Regions from separate parts of the Homo sapiens genome. Here region 2 is linked to region 1. Evidence: read pairs that join two places in POLR2A ChIA-PET (ENCODE). Cell type or tissue: HCT116. All regions are shown on one strand. Region 1 overlaps MLLT10 (MLLT10 histone lysine methyltransferase DOT1L cofactor). Region 2 overlaps MLLT10 (MLLT10 histone lysine methyltransferase DOT1L cofactor).

The links. ChIA-PET counts read pairs that join two places held together with the same protein. Peaks named below come from ENCODE experiments on the same cell type or tissue, not always from the same donor. Only the 100,000 strongest peaks of a DNase experiment are listed, where the experiment ranks them.
Region 2: POLR2A ChIA-PET joins it to region 1 with 5 read pairs; 3 of 35 experiments call an interaction of 5 or more read pairs at or near these places.

Annotation. Positions count from the first base shown.
Region 1 is chr10:21,689,118-21,693,117 of GRCh38, forward strand. All of the region lies in intron 13 of MLLT10 (MLLT10 histone lysine methyltransferase DOT1L cofactor), which reads left to right. Among named protein-coding and RNA genes, the nearest start is that of MLLT10, 160 kb to the left of the region's middle. In HCT116, no CTCF peak of the experiment used is centred here; no DNase peak of the experiment used is centred here.
Region 2 is chr10:21,585,919-21,589,918 of GRCh38, forward strand. It overlaps MLLT10 (MLLT10 histone lysine methyltransferase DOT1L cofactor), which reads left to right. Exons shown (of 23, transcript NM_001195626.3): 4 at 376-430. Among named protein-coding and RNA genes, the nearest start is that of MLLT10, 54 kb to the left of the region's middle. In HCT116, no CTCF peak of the experiment used is centred here; a DNase peak (open chromatin) is centred at 2,473; H3K27ac peaks cover 940 bases.

The DNA.
Region 1 (4,000 bases):
TCTTGAGACTGTCTTAGCTTTTTATCATTTGACAAGAATATATTAGGTTCTTTCTTTATGTCTATATGTAAGGTCCTGGTTAGTTGCTTTGGGGAAATAAGTATACTGCAAAAGATAAATGATGCGGCACATGAGTCCTCCCTTTGAGAACATACACTCTAAAAGGAAGAGAAATACATATATGTAATAATTTCAAGGGATGTACTTACAACTTCTTTAATGGTCAGTAGGAGTTCAAGGCCAGGGAAAATTGCTTTCAGCTGAAGGAATGAGCTATTCAGATAATGTAACGTTTGACCTGATACTTAAAGAATATGTAAAATTTTGTTATTTGGAGATACAGGGATCAGAGCTAGATTCTTAGTCTGAGGTATGTACAGTTAGCATGAGCAATGGCATAGAATGAGAATACACAGGCTGTGTAAAGTAATATATATATATATATATGTATATATATATATATATATATATAGCGTGTGTGTTTTATATATATATATATATACACACACACACACACACACATTTATATATATATATATATATATTTTTTTTTTCTTGGCATGTTTTACCTCCAAGATACTGATATTTGATATGAAAAATAACAACATTAGCTATTAGTCCAAGGAGTTGAAAGCAGTTGGTGTTGAGTTGGAAAAAAGATAATCAAACCTGTACTTTAGGAAGTTTCAACTGGTGGGTAGCATGTAAAAAGATGGAAAAGAGCTAATGCTGAAACAGAGTAACCCAATAGTTTTTTGTTACAATCTAACCAAATTTATTGATGGCCTGAATGAGGATCCTGGAAGTCAAACTGATGAGATGTGTATTACCCAAGAAGAACTGGTAATGACAGTAGCTGGAAAGGATGGGTATTCATTTACTAACACAATATTTAGGTAGAGATGTTTAGCACAGAATTAAATAGAGCTTGGGCACCAAAGAGAATTGAAACTAGGCCACTTAGGGGGTAGTAACTGAAACTCTGAGACTAGTATAGGCTGAAAAATGTGGGTAGAGAAGACAGAAAGAGGTTGAATCAGGTTTATTTTAAAATAGTGAAGTCTTAATAGGTAGAAAGGAGATTAAGGATTAAGATTCAAGGAGTGATATTTCATAGATCAAGAATCTGGAGCAGATGGGAAGAGATCAAGTGAACATGTAGAAAAATTAAGTTTGAAGGAAGACAGAGAATCACTGTGGAAACATTCACTGTCAGAAAACCCCCCACCAAACCAAATTAGTTTTCTAAAACCTTCATAATTTGAATTAATGAATTTTTAAATTATTAGAAATTTTAAAAATAGATTTCCCCCCAAAAGAACTGATTCTTTCAGGTATGTGTAGTAACTTGAATGTGTTTACAAAAGCGTTTTCTTTTTAGTGTACTTCAGAATAGGGCTTTAATGATTAAATAAGAGTATTAAATAATACTTAAATATGCAACGGTTATGCATCTGAGCGAGTTATTTTATTTTAAATTCTCAGTGTCGCCTGAGAAGTGATCTCTTTCCTCTCCTCTTGTATTTTTTTGTCCGAAATACCTCTGTCCTGGAGTTACTGTTTGTGCCTGCCTGTCTGTCATTTTCTCTGCCTATTCCTTAACTATTACATAAATCACCAAGTGCTGCCTTCTGAACATTTTTTCTAATTTACTAATTTGAGGCTTTCTAGACATGACTTTTGTATTTAATTTTTCTTTATCGTTTTCAAAACTCTTCTTTTGTGTTGATTCAGGTCCTTATCATCTCTTGCACAGATTATTCTAATATCCTCTTTTTTACTTTTGTCAGTATACCTAGAGTTCATCAAATGGGCTTACTCAAGCCAGAATCTCAGAAATGAAGGTAGGGAAGAATGTCATTTAATCATCTATGATTTAAAAATAATAACTGCCAAGAATGCCAAATGTTGCTTATCTTATTCTTCCTTACGGTAATCTTCTTGGGAAAACAAATTATAATTGGAAAGTGCTTGCTTAGTGAATCGGACATCAGAATAAAGGCAGTTCGATCATGTTTAAATATTATCATCATCTTGATAATACTTTTTTTTCTCTCTGTGTAATGTATTTCACTACTTTGCAGCTTCCTTTCACATTAACTTCTGGTCCTGCATTTGCAGAAACTATGTCCCAATCACCTTCATTAAACCTGGAGTTGTAGACCATGTCCTTGGTGGGCTGTTTCTATAGATGACTGATATACTTGTTTCACACTCAGAGGGTCATTTTATTTCAGGATCTCTTGATATATACATATGGATATATATCTCTGGATATATGTATGTGCCCATTCCTAACAGAATAGTATATTTATGTAATAACAGCTAGGTATTTGGAATTTTGCTTCTCATACTTTTTTCCATCATGCATGCATTAGGAGCAACTAATATTTTTATTTCAAAGGTGTATCTGAAAGCTTATAGCTTTGGCTTAGGAAGCCAAAAACTTTATTTCATGTTGCCAATAGTAGAAAATCTGATTTTCCACCCAGATTAGGTCTTTTATGGAACTGTAGAGAGAAAACAAATCAGCATAATAAACATAAGACATGAGGGAAGATAGTAGTAATTTGAAACAAAATTTAAAAAGAAAGAAATTTTATATATTCAGCTATATTTTATAATAGTCAAAGCAAGGAACACAGTAAAGGGGTAATAACGCAATGGTTACAGCCAAGGAAAAGAATAATAAATGGGTAAATCAGATGAAGAAAACTTCCTAGAAAGAAGGAAAGTACCAATACTGTGGTGCCAGGGACTTAATAGACTGGGCACGGTGGCTCACGCCTATAATCCCAGCACTTTGGGAGGCTGAGGCAGGCAGATCACTTGAGGTCAGGAGTTCAAGACCATCCTGGCCATCATGGTGAAACCTCATATCTACAAAAAAAAAAAAAAAAAAAAAAAGAGCCAGGTGGGGTGGTGGCACGTCTGTAATCCCAGGTACTTGTGAGGCTGAGGCATGGGAATCGCTTGAACTTGGGAGGCAGAGGCTGCAGTGACCTGAGATCACGCTACTGCACTCCAGCCTGGGTGACAGATGAGACCCTGTCTTAGAAAAATAAAAAATAAAAGGACTTAATAATAGAAGTGACTTCCATTCTAAGGAAATGTACAAAATATGAAAAGACTAGACATACAGAGATATTTATCATAGCAAAAAGTTGCAAGTACTGGGGATTGACAAAATTATCACAATGGTTATATTATTATTATTATTATTATTATTATTTAATCAATCAGTGTCTTGCTTTGTTGCCCAGACTGGTTTCAAATCCCTGGCCTCACGTGATCCTCCCGCCTCAGCTTCCCAAATTGCTGGGATTACAGGCATGAACCACCGCGCCTGGCCTATTGTTCTGCCACATCTTTCTTTTATTTTTGAGAGAGAGTCTTGCTTAGTCCAGGCTGGAGTAGAGTTGTGCCGTCATAGCTCACTGCAGTCTCAATTTCTTGGGCTCAAGCAATCCTCCTGCCTCAGCCTCTTGAGTAGCTGGGAATACAGGCACACACCATTACACCCAGTAATTTTTTTTTTTTTCTTTTTCAGTAGAGATGAGATCTTACTAATGTCGCCCAGGCTGGTCTCCAGCTACTGAGCTCAAGTGATCCTCCTGCCTTGGCCTCCCGAAGTGCTGGGATTACAGGCATGAGCCGCCACACCTGGCCATAATGGTTATATTAAAATCACTGGTTCAAGAGTATTGTGTTTTCTTGTCTCTGTTTTCTAAAAATGAATGTGGCCATTCTTTTATGTTTTTATTTAAAACAAAAATATTCATGAAGAAAGGCAAATTATGTTGATAACCACCATATCTGATAAGATTATGTTCTTCATTTTAGTTGATACTTTTTCCCCCACTAAATCTTTCTTTTAATCTTTTTAAAGAAACAGAAAAAAAAAATCACTGTGTAGTATGTATGTTTCATGATGCTTCTCGTTTAGGCTTATGATTGTACTCATTTAGGTGTGCCTCATCTCTTAGCTGAAGTACTCTCC
Region 2 (4,000 bases), 100 kb before region 1:
GCCTGGCTAATTTTTTATTTTTAGTAGAGACGGGGTTTCTGCATGTTGGTCAGGCTGGTCTCGAACTCCCGACCTCAGCTAATCCGCCTGCCTCAGCCTCCCAAAGTTCTAAGATTTACAGGCCTGAGCCACCGCGCCTGGCCCATGGCAGGAATTTAAAAGTTAAAATGTACTTTAAAAAAATTACTTGTCCTCTGAAGAAGATCACATGTCATCAAGAACAACTGTTTGTGAAGAATGTTCTGAAATATTCTTGGGGGGCAACTAGGACAAATGCTGCTCTCACATTTTCAGTAGTTTTGACGTTGCAGGGAAGATACTACATTTTTGATAATCTGAAATATTCATTACCTGTTTCTTTTTTTTTTTTTATAGAGATGTGAACTTTGTCCCCATAAGGATGGAGCTTTAAAAAGAACAGATAATGGGGGTAAGTGCAGAGATTTCTTGAAAAAAATTTTATTGAAAACTGGGACAGTGGAGTATTTTCAAATATTTGGTAGTTTATTTTATTTTATCAAATTAAACAGCGTTTTCTACTCATTTTTAACAGTGGTGGCTATAATTTATAAATCCTTATTGTATTGACCCACAATTTTTCTACTTTGTGGACAAACTTAAGCATTGGGTATTTTATGCAGTATGATCTATTAAATACATACTTCTAATTTAAATTCTTATGTTTTTGGCTGGGCGAGGTGGCTCACACCTGTAATCCCAGCACTTTGGGAGGCCAAGGGAGGTGGATCACCTGAGGTCAGGAGTCGAGACCAGCCTGGCCAACATAGTGAAACCTGGTTTCTACTAAAAATAGAAAAATTAGCCAGGTGTGGTGGTGCCTGCCTGTAGTCCCAGCTACTTGGGAGGCTGAGGCAGGAGAATCGCTTGAACTTGGGAGGCGGAGGTTGCAGTGAGCTGAGATTATACCATTGCCCATTAGCCTGCGTGACAGAAGGAGACTGTCTCCAAAAAAAAAAAGTATTTTTTTTAAATGGATATAGTTTCTTATGTTAGGAATTTTTTTTTTTTGAAAAATGAGCCACATTTTTTTGTTGTTGTTGTTAGACCTAAAATCTGTTGTTTTAGATTCTTTTTTTCTGTTTTGTGTATCTCTAGACAGATGATGTTTCTAGTGAATGTTAATTTTATTTAACTCTGAAGATCTTTGTTGCTTGAATATAAAGAAATGTTGACTTTTAGGCTGGGTGTGCTGCCTGACACCTGTAATCCCAGCTCTTTGAGAGGCCAAGGTAGGAGGCTCACTGGAGCATAGGAGTCTGAGACCATCCTGGGCAACATAGGGAGACCTTGGTCTCTGCAAAAGTAAATATAAAAAATAAAAATAAAAAGACTGAGTTACACATGGTGGCACGTGCCTGCAGTTCCAGCTACTTGGGAAGCTGAGCAGGAGGATGGCTTGAGTCTGGGAGGTCGAGGCTGCAATGAGCCATGGCCACATCACTGTACTTCAGTCCCTGGGATGGGTGAGAGTGAGACCCTGCCTCAAAAAAAAAAAAAAAAAAAAAAAAGCTGACTTCTGTATCACATTTTGGTATGCTTTCCTATGAACCCTTGTATATTACTCATTTTCTTCTCCACTTTCAGTTATCTTTGTCAGAGAAATCATATTTTTCTACAGCTCAGTACTATTCTGAAATGTGTAGACATGAGTTTATTAGACCATGGCATATATGATGAGGCAGCTAAAAAAAGGTTAAGCTGCTATTACTACTATACTCTTCTCCATTTTGGGTAGCCACTTCTAAAGTAGTTTTGGCATAGGCTAGAGTAATGGTGTGAGTAAATAAAAGGGAAAAATAGAATGATTTTGGCTAGATATATATATTTTACAGTTTAATCTTCAGACTATGTTATACAGTCAGATTGTACAGAATTTAAAAATATGTTGAAAACTCTTCCTGTTATTCCTCTTCCCCATCTGCCCAGTTTATCAATAGTTTTCCTGCTACTATGTAATAATTACTTTCTTGCATATCTTTCTAGGTTTCTTTTGCATATTCAAATGTGAATAAAGACTTATTTACTCCCTCCATCTTTATACAAATGGGTTAATATTATATACTCTTCTGCCTCTTAATTTATTTCACTGAACAATTTATCTGTTTTTTTTGAGACTTTGCTTTTCTTTTTTCTTCGATTTTCTTTTTTTTGAAGCTTCGCTCATTTGCCCAGGCTGGAGTGCAGTGGTGCAGTCTCAGCTCACTGCAACCTCCACCTTCCGGGCTCAAGCGATTCTCCTGCCTCAGCCTCCCAAGTTCCTGGGATTACAGGTATGTGCCACCACGCCCGGCTAATTTTTATATTTTTAGTAGAGATGGGGTTTCACGATGTTGGCCAGGCTGGTGTTGAACTCCTGACCTCAAATGATCCTACTGCCTCGGCCTTCCAAAGTGCTGAGATTACAGGTGTGAGTCACTGCACCCGGCATGAACAGTTTATCTTGTTTCAGTATAGAGCTTTTTTTTCTTTTTAACCATGTTATCTAATATCTAATCAATCAGTTCTTGATGCACTTTCTGATCTTCTACTTTGATGACTAACTCTTGTATGTATGTCATTTTGCTTGTATACAAGTATATCTATAGGATTATTAATTTCCATAGGTGGAAACATTGAGTCAAAGGAGTTTTGCCGTTAATTTTGATAGATAGTCCCAAATTATTTGCCCTGTAGTTTTACCAATATATGTTCCCAGTTTTACCAATATATGAATAAAAAAGCTGTTCTACATACCTTTGGTAATCTAACAGGTAAAAGTTTGTATATCCAAGCAGTAGTTTTGCATTTCTCTTAATATTAGTGAGGTTCACATCTTTTTATAGTTTGAAGAGCAGTTTGTTTTTTCTCTTCTGTGGTCTGTTTTTTGACTTGGTTGTTGATCTTTTTCTTTTTTTTTTTTTTTGAGACAGGGTCTCCCTCTGTCACATAGGCTGGAGTGCAGTGGCTTGATCTTGGCTCACCGCAGCCTCTGCCTCCCCCTTTCAAGGGACTCTCCTGCCTCACTCACCCGAATAGCTGGGATTATAGGCACACACCACCGCGCCCAGCTGATTTTTTTATTTTTAGTAGAGATGGGATCCACCCACCTTGGCCTCCCAAAGTGATGGGACTACAGGTGTGAGCCACCATGCCCAGCCACAATTGTTGATCTTTTTACTTTGATTTATTGGAGTGTTCATAAGGAGCCCCTCATATATTATTATGCTGTTTTGATATGAGTTGGACTAATTTTTGCCCATCTGGTCAGTCTTTGTTTATATTGTGCTTTAAAAAAATTTTTTTTTACCGTGCATGAGTTTCTGATTTTAATTTTGTTCAATTTATTAATCTTTCATGATGTCTGTATTTTGAGTTATTAGTTAGAAAGGCCTTCACTATTCCAAAGTTTTTTTTTTTTTTTTTTAAGTGACAGGTTTTCATTCTGTTGTTCAGGCTGAATTACAAGTAGCAGGATCCTAGCTCACTGTAGCTTTGTAGTCCTGGGCTCAAGTGATCTTCCTGCCTCAGCTTTGAGAGTGTTGGAATTACAGGAATGAGCCACTGCACCTGGTGTAAACCTTCCATCTTATTAAATATTTCCTATTCTGGTTTGTTTCACTTGTTCCATTCTACCCTATTAGCTTAAAAAAGTTAACATTACTATGTGCTTTTTTCCTCTTTCTGAATCCTCTGAAACTTTTAGGATACTGTAAATTCACTTGTCCATCTCCAGACATATATTTTATTTTTGTCATGTACTTTCATTCTCTGTTTCTTTAAGAATTATAGTGGTTTTGTCAGGTGTTTGTTGAGGATTATGCTAGTCACTTAAAATGAAACAGTTTGTGTAAATTTGGTGTTATTTTTCTTTGAATTCTATATAGAACTTCGTGAGAAACTGAAACTTTTCTGGGAAAATTTTTGATAAATTCGTTTTTTGGCAAAATTATAGGGACATTCCTTTTCCCCCTTTCCTTTCCCTTTCCCTTCCCCTTCCCCT